4 separate regions of the Mus musculus genome follow, and all the other regions are linked to region 1. The links are chromatin loops, found by intact Hi-C in ENCODE. Cell type or tissue: left cerebral cortex. All regions are shown on one strand. Region 1 holds the start of Fkbp14 (FK506 binding protein 14). Region 2 has its middle 15 kb from the start of Gm38539. Region 3 holds the start of Gars (glycyl-tRNA synthetase). Region 4 holds the start of Ggct (gamma-glutamyl cyclotransferase).

Region 1 (8,000 bases):
AAGCCCAGTCCAATGCTGTGGTTCACTGTCTTCATCTCAAAAGTGGAGATGATAAAGGCTTCTCAACGTTACTATTAGGTCCAAATGCAAACTGTTTACAATAGCGGGCATCACACCATAAAGTGATGGTGTGTTTTTAAGTAGATGTCTTAGAATTAAACTGGTAAATCCCATTCTTTTGATTGGGGGGATGACACTAAATTTTTAAAATATAGCCAAATGACTGGCACTGGCAGTGATAAGAGCGCTGTCCAGGTCCAGCTCCCGCCGACCCTATCCAACGACCCTGCACAGATGACACTGACCACATTTTAGGTTTGGAAAAACATGAATAACAGAGAACAGTGCCTACACCTGTTCACTGTGTATGTCACAATGCAAATTGTTTGAGTCCTTTTAAATATCCCGAATTTACTTAACATCTGAAAAGAAATTTCAACAACAAATCACTGAGTGGTCACTATTCTGTACTTCCAAGAGCAAGATGGCCCCAAAGCTTTTCATTTCTCTTTCACTGAAGAAGCCTGGTAACTGAGCGAAAGGGGCCTTTCCTCTCTTCTGTTCCTGCCTTCTTGAATCATATTCAGGGTATAAATTTAGATGCTCTTCTCAGGATCTGAGAAAAGTAATAGATACCCATAAAATAACCACAGTGTTTGTTAAAATACAGTAAGTGCAGGAGACGTATAGAGAGAGAAGGTCTCACTGCGCAGTCCAGGCCGGCCTACAATGTCTCAGCAACCTCAGTGCTAGGATTGCAGGCACCTGGCTCTTACAAAACACCTGGATCTGCTTTGCACGGTAGGCAAGCTCTTCCACTAAGCAATGATCCCAGACCTGTAACTAGGAAATGCTTTATTGTGAAAGCAGAGTAGCTCATTTAAACTACACACACACCACCACCACCACCACCACCACTCCGCACCACTCCGCACCACTTACACAGGCCCTGGTAAGGTTCCCAAACACCCTGACATATCTGTTGCCTCTAGTCAGATGGTTCCTCCTCTTTAAGAACTCCAGGTCCTTATCCTGGTCAAGGCCCTCAAGCACACTGTGTCACTAATTCTTCCACACTGCCTCCTACTGTGCCTCTGCCTTGGCCCACATGACTCCACCTGCTGGCTCTACTTACTAAAGTAGCTTTCCCCAACAACCCAGGCTAACCTCCTGGGTCTCCAAGCTGTCTCCAAGCCTACTACACACATTTGGAACCTGCTTCTAACTACTTGTCCAGTCTTTCTTACTGGCTAGACCACAGGCACGCTGGACAGGAGAGCTGTCTGCCTGTACAACACTATTTGCCCTGTTCCTAGCATAGTGCCTAGGAACAAGCAGTTGGCAAATTAAAATATCATCATGGTTTGCAGGTGGCAAGAGCATGTGCCCAGCCACACTATGCCTGGGTTGTACCACAAAAGATAGTACCATAAAAGATAAATTAATACATTCACCCAAGATTCAAAGGGTGAACGAATATACTAAAGTTTTCCACTCAATTTTGACACCGACTTGTTGTTTGCTTGTTTGTGATAGGGTTTCACTATGTAGTTCTGGGTGTCCTAGAACTCATTAAGGAGACTGGGCTTGGCTTCAGAACTCTAAAAGATTCACCTGCTTCTGTCTCCTGAGTGCTAGGATTAAAGGTGTGCAACACCACACTATGTGCAAGACACCTAGAATGTCTTATTAAGCTTTTCATCAGCATAAATACACAAGCCACATAAAAGGAGTCGTTTATGAGCTGGTTTTGGAGAAAAATTCAGAAGGAAAGAAATCCTGGACAGGGATTTGTATTTTAAAGTAACTACGTAAACTATAAGCAAAAACCAAGTTTTTAAAATAAGCGTCAGACACCACACATCTGAGCCACAGAACACAGGGTTATCGAACTGGTGCTCACCTCAGCCCCACTGGCTAGCTTTCCTAGCACTGGAAGCTACCGAGCACACCAGCAGAGAAAAAGCAATCATCAGTATCACTCAGTGTGACTTCTACAAGCTACAATAACTGGCTTGGTAATATGCCCTCACTGGTACAACAGTGGCATGAATGTTCCGGGCATAACTAACTATTCCTGACTGGATCTAAAGCCTGCTCAATGAAATGGAACCCATTCCTGGTACTGTTAGCAGGGCCAAGAGTCCAAAAGGAGAACCTAATACTATTACCTAATACTGCTATTCAGCTAAACCAAACGCTATAGCACTAAATCAGCTTCTAATGAATTATCTCCATACTTACACATCAGTGCATTGCTTAATACTTAATACTTCTCATCACTATAGATGTCAATTAACCCAGAGACCCTCAACTAGTGAAGGTGTGGGAAGTAAGAGATCACAGAGTGCTCAGTCCAAAATGGAATAAACATATCACCCCCTATTCCTAAGGCCCTGGGATCTTAGTGGAAGGGTAAGCGAAAAGACTGTAAGATCCAGAGATGCTAGAAAACATCAAGGAAACAAGTGTTTTCTGGACATAACAACACAGTTGCAAATATGCACTCAGTGTTTGTGACAACCTGCAGAGGACTTGTGCAAGCTCAAGCCAGACACAATCCCAGCATCGGGGAGGGAGGGAGGGAGGTATGAAATCCCAGCACTGGCTGAGGAACTCCTGGCAGCTGATAGTTGCTGGGAGAGCAAGTGCCAGTTTTCTTTAATGGTATGATCCTTAGCGGGCCCCACTCCCAAGAGTCTCTGAGCATCATTAGCTGCAGGAGATGGAGGAGAAAGAGGAGGAGCAGGAGGACGACTTCAAGGTGAGTAGGGAGTGAGGGTGGAAAGGGTGGCTATGGGAAGAGGGATGAACATGAGCAAAAGGAGCTGTGCGACATTCTCAGAGAACTCGGAAAATATTATTCTAAAGGCAAAGGCTTTCCATCTAAGTTCATCATTCACTCTCCGACAGCAAAGGAGAGCAGAGGGAACCCATGTGATCTTCCTAAGCTAGTGCCATTCTCTTCCAAAGTAAGGCCGTGTTGAATGAAAGCCAATGTGCCAACCGACCCTCAATTTTAAGCAGAGTAGTCTATCCAGAAAAGTAGTCAGCGGTGTGACAGCCTTCAGCCTTCATGGAACAGTGAGTGACACACAAGCCAAAGGAAAAGCAGCGAAGGCTCCAATGCCTTTAGGGCTTTGCCCAGAAGCCACTCAACAGTACTGTCCGTTCTTACTTAGGGAAGAAAAGAGTTGACTCTTACCATCAAACAGATGGCAGGGGCATCACAGAAGATAGATCCACAGAGACAGCTAGAAAAATGTTGGTGCAATGAAGGATACAGAAGACTGTGGGGAGAGGGCATTTTACTACCAAAAGTTTCCACACAGAAAGGGGAGGGAAAGGAAGACGGAAATGATTAAGGTGGGGCAGGAGAAGAAAGTGATTTGTGTGTGTCCGGGCTAGGGTTCAGAGGAGGACAGTAAAGGGTGAAGTTGACTCAAGGGTTTACAATTAAGATACACACCTACTTCTCAGCATTTAGGACAGCATTGGGAGAATGGCACCGTCAAGCCTTCTCTTAAACAACATGCTAATCGGCTTCCAGTATTCAAGGACCTGCAGGCCAGCTTTGAGTTCTTCCTGTATAACCTAATCTCTCTGCTGACATCAGTGGAGATCCTTGAAGTGAAGGCCAGGTCTTAAGGAAAACCTTCTCATCAGACCCTCGGGTAGAGATTTTAAAAAAAATGAATTAACTGTGCTAACTACTATACTACTTGGAGATTCCAGGTACATGCTGACAGGTGTACTTCTGCCTGTACTGGGCTGTGACTTCCTCAAAGTTACTCTGCCAGATCTTCACAAGCCATACACACCTGTCCTTACTACAGAACTGCCCCACCAAAGGATGGGGAAACCCTAGCTCTAGTTGGTAAGATTTCTAGTTTCTGCATCCCCACTGACACGTTAAATGTTAACCCATTTTCCCTAACAAAAAAGTTTAACTTTAAAACGCACCCAGCACTGTTCATATAGCATAGTACTTATAAAATACTGGCTGCTTGGATGAAAATAATGTTCGTTGAGAATCATCTTCAAAGCTGAGGAATAGTTCTAACTTCTGGATAGTTGGAAAGTGCTTCCAAGAGCTAGAAAGGGGGCAGGGTGCTATTTTAAGCCATTGTGCTGGGCAAGACAAGGACACCGTTGTTAATATCTGCATTCATTTTTATGACAGAGTTCTGAAACAAAAGAAATGTTCGGAGAGAAAAGGCCGATCGCCAGCGTACACTTCAGGGCTTAGGGCTGCGGTGCTAGAGTTCCACTACCTCGGTCGGCAGGGGGATGACCCTGAAGGTGCCTAGGGAGATCGACTGCGTGGAGACTCTGGAATCCAGGGGTTGGTGGCACTCGGCACCCTGCAGCTGGGCTGCGCGGCCCAAGCGAGGCCGCCCCCCACCCAATTCGCGAGATTGAGGTGGACCCCGCAGCGGACCCAGGCTGCCGGCTTCACCCGGTACCCAACTCTCCATCCGGGCCGCGAGCCGGCGGAGGGTGCCGCCTGGCGCACCGCACCCACGGAAGCCGGCACTCACCGCTCAGGTAGTTGGTCCACTTGTACAGCACGCCCTCCATGGCACCCGCGGGCCCCTCGTCGCCCCGGCCCGCCGCGGGGACGCCGGGCCGGCCTCACATCCTGGGCCCGGGGGCGGGGTCACCGCGACAGCCTGGGAGCACCAGCTCCGGGTCCCGGGGGCTGCGCCTGCGCCTGGCGCAGTCGGTGTGGACGCCGCAGAGCGGCCGCCAGAGAGAGGCGAGGGAGGCGCGGGAGGCGCGGCCCCTGTGGCGGCGGTCGCGGGCGCCTTCCTGCGGCCACTGAGCCCACAGCGCCCGCCCCGGCGCGCTCGCGCATGCTCACTGCGCTGTGCGCACGCTACCAAATCCACGCCAGGGTTTGGCCACTGCGCGGAGGGGCTGACCGGTGGGCGGGGCTCCGATGCGCACGCGGGTGGCAGGTCACCCATGGGGGTCTAGGCTCCAGGGATCCAGCTTTTAATGACAAGTTTGTCAGTGGAGGAGGATGCGGGCTGAGACCCGGAATCCTCGGATGAGGCTAGTCTGTAGTTTCCGGATGCACTTCTGTGTAAGGCGCTGTTCAAACTGCCGGCCTCTTGACTGGAAGCTTGGTCTCTGGACCGCAGACATTGACTTCACCTGGGCTTCTGTTAAAAAAAAAAAAAAAATCTCTCGGGGGTTCCAGACCTTTTGGATTAAAAATCGGCACTTTTACAAGCTCTCCAAGGGGAATTTCTAAGTACATGAAAGTATGAAAATGCACTGTTGTCAGGATTTTTATCCAAGAAAAGTGTCTATCACAGGTTAGATGGAAGGTGAATGTTGAGAAGAAGCACAACACAACCAAATGTTAGTGTTATAGAAATATGCTCTCAAGGGCTAAAGTGCAGGCATTTTTTCCCTTAGTGTAAGGTTGACAGGTTTAATAAATAATATATCACTTAGTTGGTTATTTGCCTGACTGCACACCTCAATGCCCTGTTTTTGTTGTTGTTTTGTTTGTGTTTTGTTGTTGTTTTAATCTCTTTTGGTGATTTCTAGTTTCTTCTCAGATTGCAGCAATGGACTACATCTGAAATGAGGGCAGCCGTTTAGAACTTTAAGCTGTATAATTGTTAAAACAAGTGCTCTCTCTCTCTCTCTCTCTCTCTCTCTCTCTCTCTCCGTCCTTAAGTATTATCTACTCACCACCAAGGTCACATAAGTGACGAATTATTAGCAGTCACTCATTGACAGCGATGTTTGTAGAATGAAATCAAGCCAAGTCTTAAGGTGGAGTGCCAATTCTTTTCGGCCAAGTGAACTTAAGCAGGGCACTAACTTCTAACCTAATTTTTTTTTTAAACTAGCTTCTCTCCGGGCTAGTTTTTTGCAACTTGATGCAGGCTAGAGTAATTTGGAACGAGGATCTCCGAACCATAAGATTTACCTGTAGGCAAGTCTCTACTGCTTTTTCTTAAATACTGATTGATGTGGAAGGGTCCAGTTCACTGAGAGTGGTGCCACCCTTGGTCAGGTGATCCTAGGTGCTATTAAAAAAAAAAAAAAAAAGCAGGCTGAGCAAGCCAGTAAGCAGCACTCCTCTATGGCCTCTCTACATCAGCTCTTGCTTCCTGATTACTGTTTTGAGTTCCTACCCTGCCTTCCCTGGATAATGGACTATGATATAGAAGTGTAATAGGTAAAAATCCTTTCCTCCCCAACTTGCTATTAGTCATGATGCTTTAACCCAAGAATGGAAACCCTAAGACACTGTCTAAATGGGGGGGGGGGGGGGAGTGGGTGGGTGGGAATAGCCACGTTAAGTTAGTGAGGATCTTGCACCAGAGTGTGCTTTGCGAACCTTAAAGCATCCTAGTAGGTCCTTAGAGTTTCTGTTCTAAATTAGTAACCATAGTTCTGAGCCTTTATTTGTGGCATCTTGAAGAAGGCTGCTTCTCAGTGTCTGGTCTTTCCAAAAACCCGAGTGTCACCTGGCTCCAGACTCCGCAGCTGGAATACTTCACTGAAACAACCCTTCCCCCATCTCCCACCCCCGAGGATGTTAGCCTGGATCCAGCTGCCTTCCCGAGGTGGGAGAATTTCCTAATCAGCGGGCTCTAGGACTGTTCCGAAGGGGCACATCCGAGCCCAGGGCCCAACAGCACACAGAACCACTACATTTTTTTCGGCGCCATTGGCTGGGAGGCGCCTGAGGGACAGCAGCGCCAGCCAGTGGAAGGACGCCTTTCCCTAGAAGCTGCCTTATTAGAACCAATCATGTTTGGATGGGGCTTTAACTCTTTATTGTGAGTTCGCTGTCTGTGTGAAAATTGTTAGAAAAAGTGCCACGTCTTCCTGGGAGTGTGTCTGTTGGGGGAGTCCTGAACTTGCTTGGCCTAAGCTGTCTCCGCTTTTGGCACATTTTTAACTCTATGAAGTCGGGGGCCTTTCCTCTGCTTTGGTAACATGAGGTTTTTCTTGTGGAACGCTATCTTGGCACTGTGGGTCACGGTTCTGAGCGGAGCTCTGATTCCTGAGCCAGAAGTGAAAATCGAAGTTCTCCAGAAGCCATTCATCTGCCATCGCAAGACCAAGGGAGGGGATCTGATGTTGGTCCACTACGAAGGCTATTTAGAAAAGGACGGCTCCCTGTTTCATTCCACGTAAGTAATTACGCCTTGCAGGCAGAGTGATAAAGGGCCCACCCATTCACACTAGCCTGTGAAGCTAACAGTTCCTTTACCTCTACAAACTGAAACAAAAAACTGAAATACCTGTTTCCCTTTGGAGAAAGAAAATTGTCAAACCCGTTCTATAGGTCAAGACCATGAAAGAAATTCCTGGATACATGGAGTCTTGACAAATTAATTTCATTATCATTTTATTCTATATAAAATTATATCTAGAGTATTTGAGGTTTTACAGAAATACTTAGGTTATAATTAAGCAGCCAATAGAAAAGGCTTAACAGATTTTTCTGTCTTGAACTCCATTCCATAGGTAAAATATCCGATTCCCCTTTTAATTGTGCAAAAAAAAAATGTTAAGATGTGTCATTTTTCTTCAACAGCAAAATGCACAATCATCTATTTGCCTGCTTCTAAAAGATACACAAATAACTGTTTCAAGCGACCTGTTTAACTTCTTGGCAGGTGGCATTTTGGCCAAAGCACAGGATGACAGAAAGTCATTCCTTCTAGAAAGTCAGGCTTCATCCATGGCAAAGGTGTGGTTATAGAAGTAAAAAGTAGAAGGATTTCCAGATGTTTTACACTCGCTTTTCTTTTTTATAAACAAAGATTTGGCAGATAATGTTACCAAGTGTGATGATTTCCATTCAGAAAGTATTTAACCAGCACCTCCTTAGGGCCGGTCAGAAAGTTCACCTTCTAGTCATCTGCATCCATTCATTCATTCAGCCCGGGAAGCCACACCTCTGCCTGGAGATGCAGAGAGGGAAAACACAGGAAAGGGCTCTGTTTATGGAGAGTACAGAA
Region 2 (8,000 bases), 420 kb before region 1:
CAGGCACCTACCCTTCCTGATGCAGAGACGGCCACGCCGCTGGCTTTTTTCCATGCCCCTGGCTTCGCTGCCCCATTTTGCTCCTCTAGGGCTTTATTTTCGTCTCTAACGTTTCTCTTCCTTGTAGTTGTCTTTTGCAGTTGACCTGGGATTCCAGGAAGGATAGGCTTGGGCGACAAACATCTTTATGACAAAGCACTTCCGAGGGCCAGCGAGTCTCACAGAACAGGTTACCACAGCTTGCCCACAGCTGTGAGGTTGCATTTGGAACAAGAGCAGTCTCCTGAGGGGACCCAAATTACTTCCCTCAAGTGATAAGAGGATAGTGACTCCTCAGAAACCCTCCAAGGACAAAACAGATGGCTCCCAGCCTGCTAAAAATACCAGCCATGCCTTTGCCTCGGAGTTTCTATTGCTGTGATAGAACATCATGGCCCATAGTAACTCAGGGAGGGAAGGATTTGTTTTGCTTACAGTTCCATACCACAGTTCTTCACCCAGAGAAGTCAGGGCAGGACCTCAGGGCAAGAACCGGGAAGCAGGAGCCATGGAGCGTGGACCATATCGGATTACTGGCTTGCTCTCCACAGCTTACTCAGCCTGCTTTCTTATAGAACCCAGGGCCACCAGCCCCAGGGTAGCACCACCCACAGTGGACTGGGTCCTCCAACATCAATCACTAAGTAAGGGATTTCCCCCCACAGGCTTGCCCACAGTCAGATCTCATGGAGGCATTTTCTCAATTGAGGTTCCCTCCTCTGAGATGACTCTAGCTTATGTCAGGTTGACATAAACCTAGCCAGGGCAAGGCCCAAGCCCCTTCTTTCTCTTGCTAACCCCTGGATGGTGCACTAGAGCCCCTTTTCTGTTCTTCCGTTCTCTGCTTTTCACTACTGCTTGTCCATTGGGACCCCCAGAGCCTCTTGCATTACAATACCGCACCATCAATGGCAATTTCAGTATGAGTCTTGAGCCTTGTCTTAGTTAGGGTTTCATACTCATCAAAGGTAAAATCCTCCAAGAGGAACTCTCAATTCTGAATATCTACGCACCAAATGTAAGGGCAGCCACATTCATTAGAGACACTTTAGTAAAGCTCAAAGCATACATTGCACCTCACACAATAATAGTGGGAGACTTCAACACACCACTTTCTTCAAAGGACAGATCGTGGAAACAGAAACTAAACAGGGACACAGTGAAACTAACAGAAGTTATGAAAGTCTGCTGTGTACAGACACCATGACCAAGGCAAGTCTTATAAGGACAACATTTAACTGGAGCTGGCTTACAGGTTCAGAGGTTCAGTCCATTATCACCAAGGCAGGAACTTGGCAACATCCAGGCAGGCATGGTACAGGAGGAGCTGAGAGTTCTACATCTTCATCTTTTTTTTTTAAGATTTATTTTTTATTATATATGAGTACACTGTAGCTGTCTTCAGACACACCAGAAGAGGGCATCAGATCTCATTGCAGATGGTTGTGAGCCACCATGTGGTTGCTGGGATTTGAACTCGGGACCTTTGGAAGAACAGTCAGTGCTCTTAACCGTTGAGCCATCTCTCCAGCCCCTACATCTTCATCTTAAGGCTGCTAGCAAATACTGGCTTCCAGGCAGCTAGGATGAGGGTCTTACAGCCACAGTGACACACCTACTCCAACAGGGCCACATCCTCTAATAGTGCCACTCCCTGGGCTGAGCATATTCAAGCCATCACGAGCATCCAAACTGCCCTATAAATGAGAGTTGAAGAATTTGATTCTCATTTATGTGTTCATCTGTAGCCTAAATGAGGAGGGGGAGGGGCATTTATGGTTCCTAAGGGCAGAAAGCAGTGTGGATGCCAAGTGTAGACTCCAAGTTTGAGTAGTCTGGACAGAGGGGCTAGGGGTGACAGGCAGTAGCAGAGAAAATCTCATCCCACCCCAACATGGCTGAGAGGACCCCATCCTACATTCCTGTTAGGGCTTAGTTGCTTAGGAACAGAGGCCTAAGGGGGCAGTGCCCAGCTTTGCCATCATAATTACTGAAATCTCAGGCTTCAGGGATGGAAGGAGACCCACCTGACTGAACACAGGTGAACTGCCTGCTTTTCTCCCTCCCTGTACCTTCTATATATCCTGAAACACTCAGCAATCACAGAGCAACCCTTGTTCCCCTGTCCCTGAGCTCTGGACCCCAGTGTGGCCTAGACATGTTGAGGACCTAGATAGGAATCTAGATGATTGGACAGCTTGAGTCGTGAGGAATCTAGGGTATATTACAGAGTCAAGGGAGGAACTGGTTAGGTTCTGGGAAGGTCAGGCACTTTGGGGACTCTACCTCAGGGGCCTGGCTGCAACCGTCCCTGGATTCCCATTCAGATTCAAGTTCCCTGAAAAGAAAGTATTCTCACGAGGATACTCAGTGCTGGTGCTTGCCTGCACACATGAAGTCCTGGTACTGTATGATGATGGCGATGATGATGGTGGTGGTGATGATGATGGTGGTGATGGTGGCGACGACATCAGCCCAAGGGAAGAACTAAGCCATATCAGCTGCTCAGGGCTGATGCTACTTGTTTGGGTTTGGTTTTTGTTTTTGTGGAAGAAACCCCAGGTATGTCATGCTTGGCCCATCCTCCTTGGTCTTGAAGGGTTGAACACAGGAGCCAAACAATAGCAATCACCCTCAGGAGGGAGGGTCAGGGGGAGAGGGAGGGCTCAGGGGAGAGGGAGGGCTCAGGAGGAGCTAAGGAGGAGAGGGAGGGCTCAGGAGAAGGAGGGCTCAGGAGGGAGGGTCAGGAGGAGAGGGAGGAGCTAAGGAGGAGAGGGAGGGCTCAGGAGAAGGAGGGCTCAGGAGGGAGGGTCAGGAGGAGAGGGAGGGCTCAGGTGTAGAGGCTCAGGAGGAGAGGGAGGAGCTAAGGAGGAGAGGGAGGGTCCAGAAGGCAATGCACTGCCTTGGGGGCCACAGAGCTCGTAAGGGAGAGGCAGAGCATGAGGTCTTGCAGGCTTAGACAGTTGCTCACGTCACCCCCAGGAGAGCTCACTCAAGGCCCACGGAGAACTAACATCCTTCCACTTCATGAGATGCGCTTTGAGTTCCTTTTAGCATCGCCTTGGGCCACCCAGGTGGTCCTGGGCATTGCGTTTTCACTTAACTGCTGGAAAGATTTGACCTCAACTCAAGAACCCACTTCAGTTCTTCTGGTCAGGAGTTCTGGGCACTCTGGTGAAGGGCGCTCTCAAACGCGCCCAAAACCAACCAGGAGGAATTCAGCAGGGAGAGGGCTCAGTTAACTCCTTAGCAAGATCACTCCTTAAGAGGTAGGGAAGGGAAGAGAAAACTTGAGAAAATACACTGAGATCCGAAGCCGAAGCAGCTAAATTTGTAAGTCTCTTTAGGAAATGAATACTGACTACCTACTCTGTATCAAGGGACATGTTTCATGTTTAAAGATCCTAAAATAGCTAGGCTACCACTCAGCTTTGGCACCTCGCTGAACAAGGGTGAAAGCATTTGGATGTTTAGGGAAATTGTCAAGAGTTGCGATCCCCAGTGCTTAGATCTGCGCGGCTCAGTGCTAGAGCAGGAAGCTTGATCCCCAGCACTACAAAACAAAACCTGCATGCTGGGGAGAATCGGGAAGTTTAGGAAATTTAAAACAGCTTCCCCTTCTGTCACGAGAAATAACCACCTCTCTGCCTATGGCTATAATACGGTTATGAGATGAGCACTAAAAATGTAACGTTTATTCTTGGCCAGAGAACTGGAGAAGCCTGGAGACCAGCAGAGACTATTTATTAGTCAGCTGATCTCTAAGAACTGACTTTGGCTTTGCATATCTGTGTGGTAAGGCCTGTGGTGGACTCATTCCATCCACACCCCACGCCGTGGGGCCACCACAGCCCTGGCTTTGCAGGTGAGAGATGTATTGAGTCAACAAGTGGCATCGATCAGAATCACCCCAAATCTCTTATTCTCAAAGTCTGAGGCAGCCCACAGTTGAGAAGGGACAGAAGCTCTGTTACTTTCTAGAAAGACAGATCCGTGATCACATGGTCCCAGAGCTCAGACTTCATCTTCAGGAGATGGTGGGATACTATGGACCGATAAGGGCTGAAAGAGCTGTATCCTCAAAAACAAAACAAACTAAACCAAGCAAGCAACAACAACCCGAGCGAACCTGGTCTCTGCCAATTCTCTAACAGAGATGTAAAGCGAGAAGGGAAAGCTGTGGCAGGAGAGAATGCCTGTGCTTGCCAGTGTAGCGCTGCCCCCTAGTGGAAATAATGTTGTCTAACATGGTTCAGCATGACTGGCTGCCAGGGATACTCCTAGGCGAGGGAAGAAATGAAAGGAAAAGAAAGTGGAAAGGCTTACATGGTGTGTATTTCCCGGTATTCATTTGGGCAGCACTAGGAATTGAATCTAGGGGCCCTGGCATGCCAGGAACGCACTCTACCACACTCCATGTGTCGCATATTCTCCCCCTTTGTTGCTGCCACCGTTGTTTGGTTTTTGATACAGGGTCTTGCTATCTATGTAGCTCAGGCTGGCCTGGAGCTCTGAATCCCCCCACCTCCCCCGCTTCACCTAACCCAAATCTTCTCAAGGTCTTTTGGCATGTTTCCTTGTATGCATATTTCCTTTGTTACAATGAGCTTACCCCTGACTTCCCATCCTACAGTGCTTCAGATGATGACTAAACTTCATCTAGCTGTCTGCAGGACTTAAAGGACAGCATCACAGGGCTCTTGAGAGTGGAGAGGGGTGTTGTTTGACATCCCACGCCTGCTGGGACCTGAGATGGGGCTGGCCCCATGCCCTTTGCTGAAATGCAGGCTGCTGATTTGGGATCAAGGTGAAAAAAAGCAACTAAGTAGGAGCTCTGGTAAATTCCCTCCCTCCATCCTGAGAACGCCAGGGGAGGAGCATGGGTGGGAGTGGCTTGCAGTCTACACAGCTTGCTTTGATCTTGTGCAATGTAGCCGGCCCACCTTAATCTGAGGTTGTGCCTAACACAGCTCCCTACTTTATGGAAGCTCTAGTCACGAGAGCCAGCAGGTGGCAGCCTCCAAGTGCGCCTTCTTGCTGAAGAACAGGGAATATGCATGCGCTAAGTGGATTATTATTCAGACACAAAGAGGAAGTGAATGTTGTTACACAAATACACAGAAGGAGCCTTGAGGACATATGCCAAGTGACATAAATCACATACAAAAAGACAATCATCACATAATTTCATTTACATGGTATGCTGGCTAGTTTAAGGTCAATTTGACAGCTAGAGTCATCTGAGAGGAGGGAGACTTGATTGAGAAAATGCCTCTGTAAAATCAGGCTGCAGGCAAGCCTGTGGGGCAGTTTCTTAGTGATTGAGGTGAGAGGGCCAGCTCCCTGTGGGTGGCACTACCCCTGAGCTGATGGTCTTGGGTTCAATAAGAAAGCAGGTTGAACAAAACATGAGGGGCAAGCCTGTAAGCAGGACTCCTCCAAGGCCTGTGCATCAGCTCCTGCCCCCCCAGGTTTCTGCCCAGCCTGAGTTTCCTGTCTTGGCTTCCCTCTGTGATGGGGTGTGACCTGGTAGTGTGAGCAAAATAAACCCTTTTCTCCCCAAGTTGCTTTTGGTCCTGGTGATTCATCAAAGCAATAGAAACCCCAACTCAAGCATATGAGGTATTTAAAGTGGTCAAGTTCATAGAAGCGGAAAGTAGAATGCAGGCAACTGAGAGCTAAGGAAGGTTCTAACACCCAGATGCATGGTCTGCTGCCTCCTAGCATCTGTGGCTTCAGATGAGGGGACAGCTGAATATAGAGGAAAGTCAAAGTAATAGAATTGATGTTGCGAGGGATTTGCAAATATTTTTGCTTAGAAGACATTAGAATTCTGGAGCTGACCAGTTCCAGAGTGCTGCTATTAAAGGCATTTGAAACCACAGTTGGTCATGTTTGTTTCTCTTAACTAAACTATAGCCTGCAACCATGCTAGCCCTGAAAGTTACAGGAGCCTCAAAAGAATTATGGGAATGCCAGAGGGGAACAAAAGAGACACTAGACTTGTCCTCCAGCTAGGTACAGGCTAATTAGGATGCTGAATGCAAAATGGGTCCAAATGGCTTTTAAAAATTGTGTTTATGATGCAGCCCAGTGTGAGAACTCCTCAGTGGTCTGATGTCCTGCTGCTTAAACGATGCTAAGTGCTTTATCTCAAGCCAGTATCCAGTGGATGATAACTGCATCAAAAACACCAAGCCAGGAATGTGGTTCATGCCTGAATCTGAGCCATCCTCAGAACAAGGGGACCTGAGCAGGTCCTTCCGTTTGTGTGGTAAACACTTCACCAGCTGAGCCACCTCCCAGGCCCCACCTCACTACTGGATAACTCACTACTTTCGCAACTGCTTTGCTTCTCTGGTGACTTCTCTGGTGGTTTGAATGAGAATGGCTCCTACAGGTTCTTACCTTAGAACACTTGGCCTTCAGTTGATGAAACTGTTTTAGGAATTACTGGGAGGTGTGGCCTTGTCGGAGAAGGTTTGTCGATGGGGCAGGTGATGAGCTTTGGGGTTTCAAAAGCCCATACCAGGCCCAGTCTTGCTGTCTCTCCGCATCCAAATTGCCAATAAGATATAAGCTCTCAGCTACTGCTTCAGCGCCATGCCTGCCCACCTGCTGCCATGTGCCCTGCCATGATGACCACAGACTCACCCTCTGAAACTGTAAGCAATCCCCTATTTAAATGCTTCCTTGTATGAGTTGCTTTGGTCATGGTATCTCTTAAACAGTAACCAAGACAGTGGCATCTGTATATGATGGATGTCCTTCACACGTGAGTGCCCATGGTGCTTTAAACTAAACTCTCTGAAACATTCTTTGTACGTTAATGGCAACATGAAAGATGGGGGAGTCTAATTGAGAAGGGGGTTAAGGTGTAGACCGTACAGAATTGTGGCACCTATAGGATACACAGGAGAGATGTGGTGAAGAGGAAAGAGAAAGGCAGAAAGGAAGACTGTGGAAGGTGTGTCACCCAGGGGCACACAAGATAAAATGCTGAGTCATCACAATGTTGTCCATACTGCCTTCTCAGGGTAGCTGGGAAGGAGGAGGAAGAGAGAGGACTAAGCAGAGTTGCTAGAACCTTCCATGGGGGTGGTCTTAGTCAAGGTTAAGATGCCTGTGATGAAACACCAGGAACAAAAGCAAGTTGGGGAGGAAAGGGCTTACTCGCTGTACACTTCCATGTGTCAGTTTAGTCACTGAAGGAAGGCAGAATGGGAACTAAACAGGACAGGAACCTGAAAACAGGAGCTGATGCAGAGGTCATGGAGGGGTGCTGTTTACTGGATTGCTCCCCATGATTTTCTCAGTCTGCTTTCTTCTAGGACCCAGGTCCACAGCCCAGGAATGGCACCACCCATAATGGGCTAGGCTGTCCCTCATCAATAATTAAGAAAATGCCATACAGGAGGCATTTTCTCAAGGAGGCTTACTCCTCTCTGATGACTTCAGCGTGTGTCAAGTTGACAAAACTCTCCAGCACAGGGATGCTACAGTGTGAGACTAAAAAGACACGGAAAGGAACCGGGCCATGATGAATTGTAAGAAGGAACAAGCAAGCTTATTTTTATCACATTTAAGTGTGTTGGTTGACTTGAAAGAGTTCCCATTTCAGAAATCCTAAGAGCATAGTCTAACTTGAAACTGATGGCATACAACAGAGTGTGGCCTGAGAAGGAGGTGGTGAACCTGGGAGTCAGGCAGTTACAGGGCCTCAAAGAAGGGCCTTAGTCCATCTTGGTAGGCAAGCACATGCAGGACTCAGGGCTCTGGGTTGCCACAGTTAAGAGGTACAGGAGGCACAATGTGTCGATGACTTTAGCAGGTAATGAAGAGAAGGGGAACGGTTGGTGAAGGTTGTGATGAGGCTAAGAAGAAGAGACAGACAGAGAAGTTAGCGGGAGAAACTGATGTGTGGGTTAGAGGTGGAAGTGTATGAGGCAGTGTAGGGTAAA
Region 3 (8,000 bases), 440 kb before region 1:
GGCCCCCTTGGGTGCCCTCAAGAGTGGGGCTCCTGGAACCATACAAATGTGCCACCACATCCAGCACTCTTCATGGATGCTGAAGATTATGCTCAGACGCTCATGAGTGCATAGCAAGCTCACTGCCGGCTGAGCCATCTCCCCATCCTCAGGACTCCCCTTTAACCATCAGAGTCACCAAGAGAGCTTTTCTGTGAGCTACTGCTGAGCAGCTAAGTCCTGACTTAGGGTTTAACTTACACATTTCCATCTTGGTAGGAACCACCGTGCTTTAAATTTTGAGCTTCTACTGTTTCCCAGGCCAGAGATATATAGGCTACTTGTGGGTTGCTGGGTGGCAGCAGCAAGCCGTAGCTCCCAGTCAGCTAAATGATCAGAAGGGTAAACGAGACACTCCACAGTCACTTGGCTGCTGAGCTACGTGTTCTTAGGTAAGTTAGGTGTTGTTATCAGGAAGTTTCAACTTACACTATTTACAATATACAAAGAATTTACCAGCCTATATTGTGGGTAGAGAAATATTTGTATTACAAAATAAAACGGAAACTTGGAAAACTTAAAAAATTTTTAAATTGCTTAAAACAAAAACAAACAAACAAAAAAAACCAATATTGGGCTGGAGAGATGGCTCAGCGGTTAAGAGCACTGACTGCTCTTCCGAAGGTCCTGAGTTCAAATCTCAGCAACCACATGGTGGCTCACAACCATCTGTAATGAGATCTGACGCCCTCTTCTGACATGTCTGAAGACAGCTACAGTGTTCTTACATATAATAAATAAATCTTTGGGCTGGAGTGAGCAGAGGTCCTGAATTCAATTCCCAGCGACCACATGATGGCTCACAACCATCTGTACAGCTACAGTATACTCATATACATAAAATAAATAAAATAAACCTTAGAAACAAAACAATATAACATGAACATTCTGAAAATAGTTACTTTCTAAAGTAAAATAAAGTTTTATGGTGATTTGCTAATCTCTTAACTTCTAATTTATCAGACAGATTACCATATATGTTATATATTATAATGTATGGTCCTAAGTATTTCAAAATACTTCCGGGTAGAGTCTATCAAAGAAATCATACATAGTGGAATTCTAAGTCGTTTCAGGCAACTGTAGAAATTCTTTGATCAAAGCTCTGACAAGCAGTAGATTTAAAAGGCCCAGTGAGCTGGCTCAGCCAGTAAGAGTGAGGCTAACAAGCCTGACAGCCTGGGTTTGATTCCCAGAGATGCCATGGTGGAAGCAGAGAACACATTCCTGCAAAACTTCCACATACAGTAACAGAAAAGTGATATCCTGAAGACTTGTCTTTACATCTCCAAGTGAGTGTGTGGCATGCATGTGTACACACATACAGAAAATAAATATAAATATATGAAGATATTTTTCAAGTAATTTCAAAGGCATAGAGACAGCTCGGTGGTATATGCTTGCCTAGCATGCAGAAAGCTTGGAGTTCAAGCCCAGCCCCTCTGGAGGTGGAAGCTGCAAGGTCAAGGTCATCCTCCACTACATGCTGTCTTTGAAGACAGCTTGGGAGACCAGAAACCCTGGCTCTGAGGCCACAAAGTAGGACCTACCTCAAAAAGAAACAGAAAAGTTATTTCTACCTCAGAAACCACAGCACTGAACTTTTTATAATCAGTTACATAAACCCAGGAATGTATTTTAGGACTCTGAAAAAAAAAAAATCTTTACCAATGCCTGTGCTCATCACAGTGTGTCCTGGTCATTTGGAGCTTCATGAATCATAATATACTTTAAAAAAAAAAAAAAAACCTTCATGATTGCTAATATCACCACTTATCTTATAGAGAAATTCTTGAAGCCCTGTGAATCTGTCAAGCTCAGACTTAAGAGAAACCAGTTTGAATTTTACTTTGGGGCACAACTATTTCTGGTAACACCCCCCTTCAAAATGCACGCCACTGTTAAGAGCGATCCTTTAACACCTCCAAACGACACCTCAGTAAGTCTTCAACTGCCCAGGCTTTACAATGAAAACGTGTGACATGGACTGCACTCCATTTTTCCATACATGTCCAAGAGGAAAACCGTTTAACTAGATGATCTTCAAACTCTTTCCAGTGACACTGGACTCAGTATGACTCAAATTTTCCACGCAACTAATCAGTGTATATGTACTTCTGGAAAAGTAGAAAAGAAAAAAGTCCAAACTAACTTAAATAAATTAATTCAACTATTGGGAAAATATCCCAAAGTTAAAAAAAAAAAAAAACCAAAAACCCTATCAAACAAACACATAAAACCAAAAAAACAAGTCAAAACCAACAACAAAGGACATGAAGGTCACACAAGCTGTACAGGAAGGCTCTCCATGATCAATGCGTCCTGAAGTTAACTACATTCAGTCTTACTACAGAGGAATACTATGTACTGCAGTTCCAGGCTAACGTGGCAGAGGGAGGGGTTTGCAGTGTGTGCTTTTTTTTTTCCCCCAAAATTAGATGTATTGTTCCAAAGGAAGGAGTTAGGTCACAACAAAACAACAAAGGAGTCACACATACATTTATGTGGGGAGTGGAAGGTGGATGGAGACTGAATGTACAGAACATACAATTAAAAAAAGAAAAAATAAAGCCCATAGTGAAAATCAAAATGAAAGCCTATTAACTGAGTCGGGCTCAAACTGGAGCAAAGTGGCAGAATTCCTCGAAGCTGCAGCACCTCAGCTCCAATGAATTATCCTTAAGACAGGATTCCACCCTCCTTAGCTAGACAAACGATTGCATCAGGCGCCAGAGCAGGCGCAACCCGACCGGTGTTTACAGCTAGTAGGTCATGGATGCCGGGCCCTACTGTAAGCTCTGGCTCTCACTGGGTGTGGGTATCATTCCAAATACTTTTCTCCTTTCCCTCTTAAGTCTGATCACCACCACTCAGTGCTACAGTAAAAAAAGGAGATCTGCATTAAATCCCCAGATTCTCCAGCTAAGAAACCTCCCTTCCCTTCCGCAAAATGACATTTTCAGGTGTTCCACCCTAAGAATGGATGACTTCACTGAGTGGCTCGGTCAGTCCATCTACAATTTCCAGCTTGATCCGAAAGCTCGCTGGTTCCAGACACTCTCTTCAGAAGGCAGAAAGATGACAGGAGAGGGATCATGAATTCGCATCAGTATTGGAGGGGGGTGGGGGGTCGACACCTCCCCATAGCCACGTTTCGACCGTGAGCCAGTCCTCAGGCTAAACACTGAAGCAAGGAAGATAAAGAGAAGGGAACGCTTCCCAAAGCATCCCCAAGACTAAAGAAAAGAAGCGCGCAGCATCAGCTTGCCGCTGAGCCGAGCCATCGGGGCGCTCAAAGAGGGAGGCGAAGCCTACGGCTGGATTCGGGGTACGCAGAGAGGGCACGAGGCCCAAGGATCACGGATGCCGACGCAGCGCGGGGACAGGGGAAGGACGGACAGGAGCGGGGTGCGGCGCGCGGCTGCGGGCGAGGGTCGGTACCTGCTGGCGCACGGCTAGCCGCAGTGGGGCCAGCAGCTCCTCCGCGCTGTCCATGCTGCTCCGGGAGGCGGCGGGCTGCGCGGGAGCGCTGAGGAGCCGCTGAGACGCGGACGCTGCGACCACTCGGGGCGGCGACAGGAGCGGCAGCGCGGCGCGGGTGGCTCTGAGCAGCGAGGGGAGCAGACAGGGCATGAGCACGCCGCCTAGGCGGTGCGCAGGGCGGCTACGGAAGCGGCGCGCGGCCCGCCCGGTGCATGATGAAATAGCGCAGCCAGGCCGCAGGCGCGCGCAGCCGCACTTCCCGCAGGCGCGCGCAGCCGCCGCGTCTGCAACCGCAGATTCGGCAGAGAACCCGGAAGGGCACCAACTTGCTCAAAAATGTGTGAAGAGGACGCTCCAGACAAATGCACAGAAGGACATGGCTTCTGAGAGTGCAGTCCTAACCTAGATGCCCGAGCACCTTTAGATCGTGGGCTTCTCTGTTGTCCCAGACGCTCGAATCGCCCCACTGGAACACCCATACTTCTGCTTCTTCCTCAGCCCATTGTTTAGAAGAGTATATAAAGTCACATAAAATCGGAACCTAGAGTTACTATAACTCTAGTGGGTCATGGTGATGCACATCCGTAATCCCAGCACTTGGGAAGACGAGGTAGGAGGATCGTGAGTTCAAGACCAGCCTAAAATACACAGTGAGCCTCTGTCTTTAAGAAACAAACAAACAACAACAGCAAAAACAAAAATATTGCTCAAGACCCAATGTTCCTCGGACTATTTATAGGAATCAGAGTTGCTGTTCTTCTCAGGGCATGCCAGTTAATTTGAAAGACAAGGTGTAGAGGCAAAGGAAAAGTGATTTTACTTGGATAACCACCTCATGGAGCAGTCAGGGGAACTCTAGCCTCAAAGCTCTTGCAGAAGTTATATAGGTTGGATGCTCCCAAACTTGTGGACACCTCACAGCCAGTCAGCCAGATGATGGGCCCAACCGGGAGATACCACCTTCCAGTTTCACAAATATCAAGAAGACCATCATTATCCTTGTGCTATTGTTGTGATTGGTTAGCTGGTTTTTTACACAGTGGACAGTCTAGAGGGCAATGAACCTGGCTCAAGGCCCTCTTTCAGAGAACCCAACTCCATGCAGTGAGAGACCACACGTTCTCAACTCCCAGAAATCTTTGATGCTGTTTTTTAGGGTGAAGAACCAGACACAAGGTAGTTACTAGTTTACCCAGTATCCCCAAGACAAAAGTTAAGCAAGAGGAGGTTTGTGACGCTCTTCATTTGCTTCCAAGTTGCTTTTACTGCCAATTTTAGGGATCACGCGTATTTTTATTAGCTTTACTGGATATAACACCTGGGGTGCTGTGGCAATCTTGGTGTTTTTCAGGAACTTGAAGGTGTAAACCAGTTTAAGTTCCTGGCCCTTTCCTGCAGCCTGCACAGATATCCAAGGGTGACCTTTTGAAATCTGGAGGCTTAAAATTTCACACTCAGAACATGCTATTGCCACCATTGTTTAGAAACATAGATCCAGTGAAGGGGTCCTGACAAAGATCGCTGATGCGTCCTTAGTCTTCACCTATAGTCACTTTTCTGACACCTCAGGCCACCCTGCTTCTTTATCTACAAATAACTCCAAACCCCAGTCTCCAGGAGTCAGGTCCGAAATTCGTTCTCATGGCTACATGCTTGGCAGTCTCATGCATATTTTCCCAGTGACTGGCATGATATGGGCCTGTTTGAGCAAGCCAGGAACAAGTCCAGACAGACCTTTACCCATGGTTTAGCAGCTTGCAGTGTGGGGAACCCATGGACTAATCCAGGCACAGACCAGACCCCTTGTCCCAGGGAATTGGCCCATTGCTGCTGACCTGCAAATTTCCCTTAGCAATGGAGAATGCTTCCTAGGCTTGGGAGACGGTTTACTCAGTGAGTAAATTTGGTGTAAGTAGCTGGGTGCTTCATTTCTTCTCTCTGGTTTGGAATTGGTGGTGAAAGTCTTAGTCCCAGATACTCTTTATTGCTTTGGCTGCCACTTCCAAGGATCTCGGTTCCCAATACTGTTGGCTGGAAGTTTGGAATTTTAGCCAGTCCTAGCTAAAGTGTAAACATCTAAGATTAACACCCAAACCCACTCGAGACTGAGATAAGGAGATGTGGACAACAAAGGAGGCCTCTCTACACCAGCCTGGTATAGCAACTTGCTCTATAGGAAAACTTAGGCCACAACCTACATAAGTTTGAAAATGAAAAGGTTAGTCATAGGTACAGGCAACTTTAATGAGTTCTGTTCTGTCATAAAATAATTTAGAGCCATCTGGATTTTTGTAAACTGGTAACTTGATATTATTATATTGTTCTGTCTCATTCACTTATGGGTTAAATTAAAATAAAAAAAAACTTTTCAAATTGCTGCATCCTTCTCTTGTCACCGCAGCTGCCACAGCTCCCTGGAGACCACGACTGGGATTCTGTGCTCTCAGTGCCAAAGCAGAGTCTGTTCCCACTCAGGGAACCATGACAGTATTTGGTGACACAATTAGGAAGCTGTCAATTCCTCCTCATACCCTCTCTGTGTAGACATCATGATGACAACCCCTTTAACCTTCTTGCAGGGATGCTCCAAGGGCTTACTTGTGTCCTGCCTTCTCTCCTTACCAACACTTTGAGGAGAAATGGAAATGTATTGAAAAGAACCGAGTGGGCTCCAGTAGACACCAGCCAGAGCCCCTCTGTTGTCTTCAGTACAGTCTGTTAACTAACACAAAACATGTGAGTTAGTTTGCAGACAAGCATTATGTCTCTCTGCAGACAAAATGAAGGAACTAAGAGCTGGTTCGATGTCCAAGGGATAAAGTGGTCTCTGTACAAGCATAAGGACTTGAGTTAAGATGTCAAGCTGACTATTAAGTAATTATCTGGGGAGTAAGGTTTAGGAAATGAGACAAAGCAGAAACAATGCCAAATAGACTTGTTAGTGCTAGGAGGACTGTCTTAGTTAGGGTTTCGTTGCTGTGAAGAGACACCATGACCAAGGCAACTCTTCTAAAGGAAAACATTTAATTGGGGCTGACAGTCTCAGAGGTTTAGCCCATTATCATCATGGCAGGAAACATGGCAGCATGCAGGCAGACGTGGTGCTGGAAGAGCTGAGAGTTCTACATGCTGATCCATAGGCAGCAGGAAATGTCTTCCACACTGGGCAGAGCTTGAGCATAGGAAACTTCAAAGCCTGCCCCCACAGTGACACACTTCCTCCAACAAGGCCACACCCACTCTGACAAGGCCACACCCACTCTGACAAGGCCACACCTCCTAATAGTGCCACTCCCCATGGGCCAAGCATTCCAACATCTAAGTCTATGGGAGCCATACCCATTCAAACCACCACAAGTACCTTAACCCATTTGCCAGCTTCAGTGGGGCTAGACAAACATTAACCCATTTGCCAGTTTCAATGATGATAGGAGAATACTGAGCCACTCACAAGCTTCAGTGATGCTAGGAACATCTTAACCCGTTCGCTAGCTTCAATGATAAAGGATCATTTTAACCCAGTCACTGGCTTCACTTCTGTCATATAAAACTAGATGATCATCTAAGCCCTTGAATCGGATTCTTCCCTGCCAACTCCTGAATAGTCTCTGAGCACTAGGCAGGCCACTTAGTTCCATTAACAGACAGAGAGAGACCTGGAGGTTGGCAGATAGTGGGAGCTGATATGGAGTAGAAGAACCAAGAGCTCCATGAAGTTGGGTTTTTCCAGGGTGTAAGAGTAGCTTTCTGGAGCAGTCTTGGGTGGAGGAGTGCCCAGAGGAACAGAGATGAGCCGCCCCTGACAGAGGGGCTTGAAGGACAGTAGGCTTCTTGGGCAGAGTCAGCATTTGGTTGAAGCCAGAGTAGTTAAAATACTTCCTATTCAGGGCCAAAGAGTGTCAGTGTTTAGACTGGCAAAGCTTGTTTCAGCTGCCTCCACTGGGCAGGTACAATGGCCTCAAGGTGGAGGCACTCCCGTTTGCCTCTCGTTTAAAGAGTCTGGAATTCATGGGCCACTAACAGTAATCACAAATATGGCCTCATATCCACCAAATTTAAAAGCAAATCAGTCCTCAGCTGTTTGTGGTTAAAGTATACTCAAGTACCTGCCGGGCACTTACAGGAGAATGGATACTATCAGAAATTGTGTTGTTAAGTGAAATGAGCCAGACTCAGAAAGACAATTGTTCCATGTTTTCTTTGATGTGTTGAATTTCAACTTAAATGTGTGTGTGTGTGTGTGTGTGTGTGTGTGTGTGTGTTTCTTTATATATGTCTGTTTGTAGGTTATGGAACTAGAAAGGGGCTCATGAGAGCAAAGGAGATCTTAAGGGAAGTAAAGATTCCACAATTTCCTCGTCCTGTGTGGCTTGGTCCCAGAAACTTGAGTGGCGAAGTGTGAGAATGAAGACAAACTTGGACCAGGCATGTTGTGCACAGTCTGCTATGGTGGCACCAGCTATGCAGCAGCCTGGAGC
Region 4 (8,000 bases), 400 kb before region 1:
CAGTCTGGGAGGCCGCACCGAGGCAGTGACTCAAGAGAAGGTCCCCACGCACAACCCTGCTTCAGTCCTTGTGTACCCAGCCTGTGTGCCCACACTGGGACAGGGCAACATAACCTTCTGTACAGAATTTTCAAGGATAAATGAGTTAGTAAACAAGAGAATTCAGGCCAAGGGTTCAGTGAGTGTTAACCAGTATTAACTTGGGTTTGGTTAAACTTGACAAAACAAATACAACAAAAACCCCACAACTAACCTTGCTACCTACTGCTCCTTACTGGCCAACATTGCTTTGAGCACCCCAGTCTTCATGGGATAGCTAAATAAATATTTGGAAAAAGCAAGGCTTTCAGAGTTTAAGGAAACTTTAAACTTCACTTTAGAATTTTTTTCACAAAAACAGTGTGGAGAATAATTAACTGCATGGCATGACAGTAAGCCATCTGAAAGATGTATAGGAAGAGAGATAACATTTTTTTTTTCCTGAGGCAGGGTTTCTTTGTATAGCCCTGGCTGTCCTGGAACTCACTCTGTAGACCAGGCTGGCCTCAAACTCAGAAATCCGCCTGCCTCTGCCTCCCAAGTGCTGGGATTAAAGGCGTGCACCACCGTGCCTGGCGATAACTTTTAAGATAACTAAATTGATGCCTGTGTTGGGGCTGGATTGTAATCCCAGCATTTAGGATATTGAGGCTGGATGGGGAGTTAAAGGTTAGTCTAGACAATACTGCAAAAATTCTGTCTCAAAAAAAATATTACCCCAACCTAATACATCTTACATCAAAACCCTAAATAACACATTTTACATAGTTATAAGCAGCTTTTAAAACAGAGCCTGAGGCCTGAAGAGATCAGGACAACGTAGAGAATATGTGCTGACGAGAAGCTCGGGCTCTGAGAGGACCAGTATGTGTACAGGCCTGCCTTGTGTGTGGGGTGAGAGGACAGCAGTGTCCTACTGCAGACTACACAGCAAGTGCCTGCCGAGGCACACCAGTGCCAGGTGCTTTCTTTCTATCTATCTTTTTCTGCCTTTTCCACTCCTAAGATGAATATGTTCAAATATAAAGAAAAGAATAGCCGGGCGTGGTGGCATATGCCTTTAATCTCAGCACTCGGGAGGCAGAGGCAGGCGGATTTCTGAGTTCGAGGCCAGCCTGGTCTACAAAGTGAGTTCCAGGACAGCTGGGGCTATACAGAGAAACACTGTCTCGAAAAACCAAAATAAATAAATAAATAAATAAAAATAAAAAATAAAAAAAATAAAATAAATAAATAAAAATAAAAAGGGGCTGGTGAGATGGCTCAGTGGGTAAGAGCACCCGACTGCTCTTCTGAAGGTCAGGAGTTCAAATCCCAGCAACCACATGGTGGCTCACAACCATCCACAACGAGATCTGACTCTTTCTTCTGGAGTGTCTGAGGACAGCTACAGTGTACTTACATATAATCAATCAATCAATCAATCTTAAAAAAAAAAGAATAGAACAGTATAGTGAACACCCACATACATATCACTCCCATTAGCATTTAGCTCTCTATTTTTCTGAATTCTTTTAAAATATAGATAACGAACGCATCAGCCTAAATATGTCAGTATGCATGCTAAAATAAAACTATTTCCTCCATAAGACAAACCACTATCCATTTAATAGTAATTGTCTAATACCATCAAATTCTGCAATCCAAATTCAAGTTCAGTTGTCCCTAAAATATATTTCTATTTGAGTCACCATATCAGAATCTATCAAGGACAAGCCATCACATTGAGCCTTCATGTCTCGTTTCTCTCAAACTAGAACAACCCTCCCTCAGTCTTGTCTTTCTAAAAACACTTTTTACTACATCTATATGCTTACCTATTGTGTGTGTGTGCGTGTATGTGTGTGTGTGTGTATGTGTGTGTGTATGTATGTGTGTGTATGTGTGTGTATGTATGTGTGTGTGTGTATGTGTGTGTATGTATGTATGTGTGTGTGTGTGAGAGAGAGAGAGAGAGAGAGAGAGTGTGTGTGTGTATGCACGTAGGGGTCAGAGGAGACCTGCAGGAGCTGGGTTTTTCCTACCTTATGGGTACTGGAGATGTAACTGTCTGCAGGCTTGGTAGCAAGTGCTTTACCTCCAGATCCATGTAGCTGGCCCCAGCCTTACCTTTTATTTTTAATCACAACAATGTAAGAGATAAGTTCAAGGTGTTCTTCACTGTTTTCTTCTATTGCCATTTGTTCTTATACATGAATGGTTTCTGGAAGAGGGTGATATAAAAGATAAAAGGCTTTTTTTTTTGAGGCTAAAAATCCTTTGTAAATTGTAGTTCACAGATGTGGGGGCTTCGTGTTGCTTCATGTTGTTGTTATTATTGTTGTTGTTGTTTTTCAAAACAAGGTTTCTCTGTATAACAGCCCTGGCTATCTTGGAACTTACTCTCTAGGCCAGGCTGGCCTTGAACTCACAGAGAACTGCCTGCCTCTGCCTCTCGAGTGATGGTATTAAAGGTGCAGTCCACAATGCCCAGCTTCATGTTGCTTTCTGACTGTGTCAGGATAGTCTTCTTTTATTGGTGACCAGATTGACTGGCTATCAGGTGAGAGAGGTCAGGTTTCCCAAATAATCATGGTCTTCCTGTCCAATGACTAGCAGTGAGCCTTGGGGGATAACTGAGACTCTATAAACATCCCTGTGACCTGATGCTCCTGACGGGAAGTTTGGTTGCACCAGAGACAGATGTTCTAATCCCAGTACCCCCATTTCCTGCATTTAGCCAGTATACTTTTTTTTAAAAAAGCAAAGAATTGCTTCCTCATCAGCTATTTGGTTTTCAAAAATACAGTTGGTACTAGAAAGGCAGAACACTCATTTTCTTAAATACCCACTTTTTAAAAGTGATGAAGTGTTAGCCACTGATGGCATGGCAATATGGTTCTCTTCTCTGTTTTAATTTGGTTTACTTCCTGAAGGGAATGACATACATTTAGGGATCATTTTAGAGTTTCCAGTCGTTCTGCTCCTTAAGTTGTTCTCGCTTTGTCTAGTGAATGGTCTTTTAGGAATGACCTTGTTCATCTTGGGGTTCTCATTTTCTGGATTATTGTTCTTTCAAGAGGTAATTTTCACTCCCAGCTTTGACCTAAGATTCAGTCATTTCTCCAGGAATTCTGGCACCTGTCAGTGTGGAGTTGAATTTAGATTAATTTCTGAGGGCCAACGGCAGTCATTGCTCTAGACCTTCAGTTTGCTCTCCTATCTTCATTTCAAGAGCAACAACATGGGTGTTTTGTGTCGTTCTATTTTAAAAAGAGGAAATAGATTGCAACGATGAACAGAGTCAACTGGCTAGCAAATGGCATGTCCGGATCTGAACGTGGGAGAAAGACTACCCTGGTATGCAGTGAGGCAACTTCAGGTAGTGATCCTAAGAAAACTTGTAGGATCAGCCTTCCCATTCCAGGAAGGCTGAGGCAGGAGAACTGCCGCAAGATCCAGGCTAGGCCGACAGCAATTTGAGACTTGTCTCCTCTATACCAGGCGCAGAGCCTACCGCACCACTGGTTGACCTGGGCAATCGCCGCCAGGTGGGGAAAACACAGTCGCCAGTAGCCACTCTCGGGCTGTCCGTTAGACTCGCCAATCAGCGGCGCCTCAGGCAGGGGGCCGTACATCCGAGGGATGCATCCAATAGAAAAGCGACGTCAGTGGGCGGGAGGAGCTGTAGACAGGCCAATCCTGGTAGTTAGCTCACGCCGGCAAGCCGGCAGCCAATCCTCAGCGCGCTCTCTGTGCGGCTCCGCCCGCCGCTCTGCACTACCGCGTGGGTGGCGGCGCACTGCTCTTTTTAGCAGCGCTAGTCCGGCTTCTCTGTGCTTGACGCTGCTGGCGTGGATAAGTGGACATGGCGAGCTCCGACTGTGAGGGCCATGCGGGCCAGGAGGGGGAGACATTCCTGTACTTCGCCTACGGCAGCAATCTCCTGACCGAGAGGATCCACCTGCGAAACCCCTCGGCCGTGTTCTGCTGCGTGGCGCGCCTGCAGGTCAGTGCCGTTGTGCGGGCGACCTGGAGAGCGGGCTAGCTGCGACTCCTGCCGGGAACCTCTAGCCACCGTCGGAGTTCGCAACCCTCCACTGGCTGCCCTTTTCCACCGGTTATGAGCATCCCGTAAGATGCCTTTAATAGGTGCTTCTTAGTCGAGAACTAGCTGCTTTCTGTCCTGTGCGTACCTTATCTATCCCACAGTTCTGTGAAATTCTGCCTGTCCTTTCCTTCGGATCTTAGCGTCCTGGCCTTGAGACCTGGAACCGTGTCTTCAATACTGATAGCAATGTTCGTTCCCTCAGTAGAGTAGCCCAATAAGCTTTTAACTGTGATAAAATGTGTTCTTGACCATAGTTCATTTCCTCTTTAATACGTATTCTTCTGGCACTCAGTGCTGGGGTTACAAGGATGACTGAGCAGCCTAGCTATTTGGAGGACCTTTCTGGTGTACAATCTGATTGTGTGTAGGGCCCTTAATAATTTTAGCCAACTTTGATAACCTTGTCAATTCTTGATTTCAGGCAACAGAAACCAGCTGATTTCAGAAAGGAGAATGGGGAGGGGTGTTGGAAGGCTGTTAGAGAGCTCATGGATTCACCTGAAAGATTGAGTAAACAGGTGGACTACTGTGTGTGTGTGTGTGTGTGTGTGTGTGTGTGTGTGTGTGTGTGTGTGTGTGTGTGTGTATACACAACCAGCATTACAGGAGAGGGCCATCCCTGCTCTGGAAACTGGCCACACCTTTCCTCAACTAGTAAGCACAATATGGAACTGACTCCTGACTGCTGCTTTGCCACAGTTCTGCAATTCCTGAAGCCTAGAGTGGAGTCCCTAATGATCTTAAACACCAGCACTAATTGAGAGCCCCTGCGAGGTGCCCTGATTGGCTAAATCTCACCATGAATCCACGTCCTTACTTAGCAAGCAAGATGATCTGATAACTAGCTCCTAGCCTTTCAAGTTTCAGAAGTGGGAGTCACGCTCTGTACTCTATCTAAAACTCCAAAGAGTGTAGGATTGGAGTTCAAGTACGTGAAGTACAGGAAAGAAATACCACATAAATGATAAATTATAGCTGTGGTTAGCCTTAAAAGAGGACTTGCAAGGTGCAACAGAATATATGACCAGAGGACCTGACCTAGGTGCTCAGGAAAGCCTTCCTGGATATAACTTTTAAGCTGAGACCTGAAGGGAGATGAGGAGAGCAAAAAACTGTCAGGGAGGGTAGCTTGTTCAAAGGACAGGAGATAAAGGAAGTGGTTGGAGTCTACAGGGAGATGTGGCATGAGGGCTGGAAAGATAAGAAAGTGTCATATCCTAACATGACCACAGAGAACTTTGGACAGTCTGTTGCATGCTGTGAGTGGAGTGTCTTACAGGATGAAAGCAGACGATGAGATTTATGTATTTGAAAGCTCATTCTGGTTACTCTGCAAATAGGGCAAGTTATTGGAAGCCCAGTTACGATCTTGCCACATTCATGTCAGAGATAATGCCACCATGATCTAATAGGGTGGTGACAGGGAAGGTAGAGTAATACTCAGAAGATAACATCATAAGGCTTGATGATTGTGTGTCTGTGTCTGTGTGTGTAGGGAAGGTATATCAAATATGACACAGTTTTTGAACAACCAAGTAGGTGATGGTGATAATGTTCACAGAGGAGAATCAGGTTTGGCGGTAAAAATTATAAACTAACTTTGTACTAAATTAAGTTTAAGATGCTTTCCAGACAAGCACATGAACAGTAAATATTTGTGAACATTGGCAAAGAGATGAAGAGATCAGCCCTAACTGTGTGCTCGTCCCAGATCTAAGAGCTTTTGAGCCTCAGAATAGAGATGTGGGATGGTTTTAAAGGTAGCTGAAGCATCCGATGGTATTGGAAGCTGCTGGAGGTAGTGGGACTATTCTGGGCACCTGGATAAATTCAAAAAAGGCCTAAGCTGAATCCCAAGAAACCCAGACATTTCAAAATGGGGAGTAGAGGTGGGATTGGCAGAGATGAGGAGATCAGGTCAACCCTAAATCAGAAGAAAGAGCTGATCTGGACTGGTAGCTACCTACGTTACACACGAGCATTGAGCCATTGAAGCGGACGGAATGACACAGCCTGCTGCCTTTAGCAGGAGGCTGCCAGTCTCTGGTGTGGATTTGATCAGATCTCCTGATACTGGAATATCCAGTTTGCTGCGTGAAGCGCCTTGTCGTGTGGATCAGTGTTTTCCCTGAAGTATCAACCAAGGTTTCTGAGCAAACATAGGTGACAGGAATAATATCCACCAGAAGGGACTGACAACACTGTCATTGAGCCCATCCTTTTGTATTTTGCTGCTGAGGAAACTAAGCCCTAGAGAGATGGGAGGACATCTTCCTAGACCACACAAGGCAAGGCCCCTCAGCCCTGATTGCCCATCAGTAATGGCAGAAGCTAAATTAGAAAGGTGTCTCTGTCGCTTGTTAGTTGTGAGATCTTAGAGAAGAAGAGGCTTAATCTTTCTAAGCTGTAGCAAAACATTGGTCTGGGTAAAGTAATAGCTACTGTGATAGCACACAATAAATACTCAGTAAGTCTTAGCTGCTCTTAGGTTCCTGGAAAGAAATTGGTACAGTTCATGAAGATTAATGCTCACACACATGCCAGACCCCTTAGGGCAAATCCAGTGATTTGCAGGTAAGATACTCTACAGATATAAAAGTATATCATAACCCCTGTGTAACCATCATTCAGCAAGTCTAAGTAGAAATACATGTGCATTTAAGTAGACTGAGACGTCATTTGCAGAGAGAAAGAAAGAAAAAGAGAGAGAAAGCAAGCAGTCTAGAGCTATTGTGTGGTATATTGGGATTTAAGGATCTTTGTTTTTAAGGTTTTTGGTTTTTATTTTTAATGTTTAGATGCCTGTATGTTTAGAATAATCTTCAATTTTAAAGGAAAATAAGAAAGAATCTATAGTCTTACAGATTTGGGCCTTGATCTTTTTATCTGTATTTCCCACAGTTTTGTACACACAGAAACAAAAGTTTGTTGAATGTTTTATTTGCATGGAGGCCAATGCAAATCATTTGTATTTTGAAGGAGGAAATATCATGCCCAAATAGATATTGATCATATCGCTTTGGTTTCCTTTGCAGGACTTTAAGCTCGACTTCGGCAATTTCCAAGGCAAAATGAGTGAGAGGTGGCACGGAGGTATAGCTACCATTTTTCAAAGTCCTGGCGACGAAGTGTGGGGAGTGGTATGGAGAATGAACAAAAGCAATATAAGTTCCCTGGATGAGTAGGTGGCTCCTAATTATCAGTTACAGTAATAAGGGACACAAAGCGTGCTGTATGGATGTGCTTTGGGGATACACTGTAGACATACTCTTTATTCTTCAGAGTCAGTACAAAAGTTAGAAACCAGGAGTTTCCTAACAAATCTAGAAGGGGAGGGTCACACTTACTAATTGGATGGGTGCGGTGCTTGTCTCTCTTAGGTAAAAAATAAAAGCCCTTATTTTTTAGTTCTGTTTGTCTCTTAGTAAAAATTATCTTTCTGGTTTATTGCAAAAACTTATGAAACTTTTAATTGTCAAAAAATGATTTTGAAAGTGAGTTGGTTAAAATGCTTTGAGATTGCAATTGAATAAGTAATAAAGGCATTGAACAGCACAGTAGAATTAAAATTCTCAGAGTTGTGCGACAGGGTGCCTGATACAATGCAGACTGCCAAGGAAGAGCTGGCTGACATTCTCTTGCTGTCAGATCATAGACTCATGTTTGGTATTCTAGGGAATGCTGCTTCAGGGACACAGAGGTAAAAATGAGCCTACTGAAGCATGTTTTCAGACAGTAAAAATAGACGGAGGTCAGCTGGAAGTGTACCAAATGAAAGTCCTCTGTGTTCAGAGTATTGCTTTGGCCTCCGAGCACATCACAATCTATAGATGTTATTTGTATTTTGACATCATACTTGCATGTGGCCTGC

The links. A loop is a pair of places that touch in the nucleus more often than their neighbours do. Peaks named below come from ENCODE experiments on the same cell type or tissue, not always from the same donor. Only the 100,000 strongest peaks of a DNase experiment are listed, where the experiment ranks them.
Region 2: it touches region 1 in a loop (2.3-fold over the local background); 2 of 42 quality-filtered maps call a loop at or near these places.
Region 3: it touches region 1 in a loop (2.2-fold over the local background); 2 of 42 quality-filtered maps call a loop at or near these places.
Region 4: it touches region 1 in a loop (3-fold over the local background); 6 of 42 quality-filtered maps call a loop at or near these places.

The regions. Positions count from the first base shown.
Region 1 is chr6:54,592,013-54,600,012 of GRCm38, reverse strand. It overlaps Fkbp14 (FK506 binding protein 14), which reads left to right and starts at 6,839. Exons shown (of 4, transcript NM_153573.2): 1 at 6,839-7,166. The coding sequence starts at 6,970. Plekha8 (pleckstrin homology domain containing, family A (phosphoinositide binding specific) member 8) reads right to left here and starts at 4,902. Exons shown (of 14, transcript NM_001164361.1): 1 at 4,542-4,902. The coding sequence starts at 4,581. In left cerebral cortex, CTCF peaks have their summits at 4,804 and 6,728; DNase peaks (open chromatin) are centred at 4,345, 4,866 and 6,714; H3K4me3 peaks cover 3,151 bases; H3K27ac peaks cover 1,490 bases.
Region 2 is chr6:55,013,442-55,021,441 of GRCm38, reverse strand. No RefSeq gene overlaps it. Among named protein-coding and RNA genes, the nearest start is that of Gm38539, 15 kb to the right of the region's middle. In left cerebral cortex, CTCF peaks have their summits at 4,270 (motif pointing left) and 5,038 (motif pointing right); DNase peaks (open chromatin) are centred at 3,508, 4,260 and 5,032.
Region 3 is chr6:55,033,714-55,041,713 of GRCm38, reverse strand. It overlaps Gars (glycyl-tRNA synthetase), which reads right to left and starts at 3,713. Exons shown (of 17, transcript NM_180678.3): 1 at 3,481-3,713. The coding sequence starts at 3,672. In left cerebral cortex, no CTCF peak of the experiment used is centred here; DNase peaks (open chromatin) are centred at 2,839, 3,032 and 3,748; H3K4me3 peaks cover 2,290 bases; H3K27ac peaks cover 1,804 bases.
Region 4 is chr6:54,988,722-54,996,721 of GRCm38, reverse strand. Ggct (gamma-glutamyl cyclotransferase) reads left to right here and starts at 3,855. Exons shown (of 4, transcript NM_026637.3): 1 at 3,855-4,027; 2 at 7,165-7,310. The coding sequence starts at 3,887. RefSeq lists a cis regulatory region at 3,621-3,630 and an enhancer at 3,611-3,640. In left cerebral cortex, CTCF peaks have their summits at 3,611 and 3,871; a DNase peak (open chromatin) is centred at 3,757; H3K4me3 peaks cover 1,358 bases; H3K27ac peaks cover 938 bases.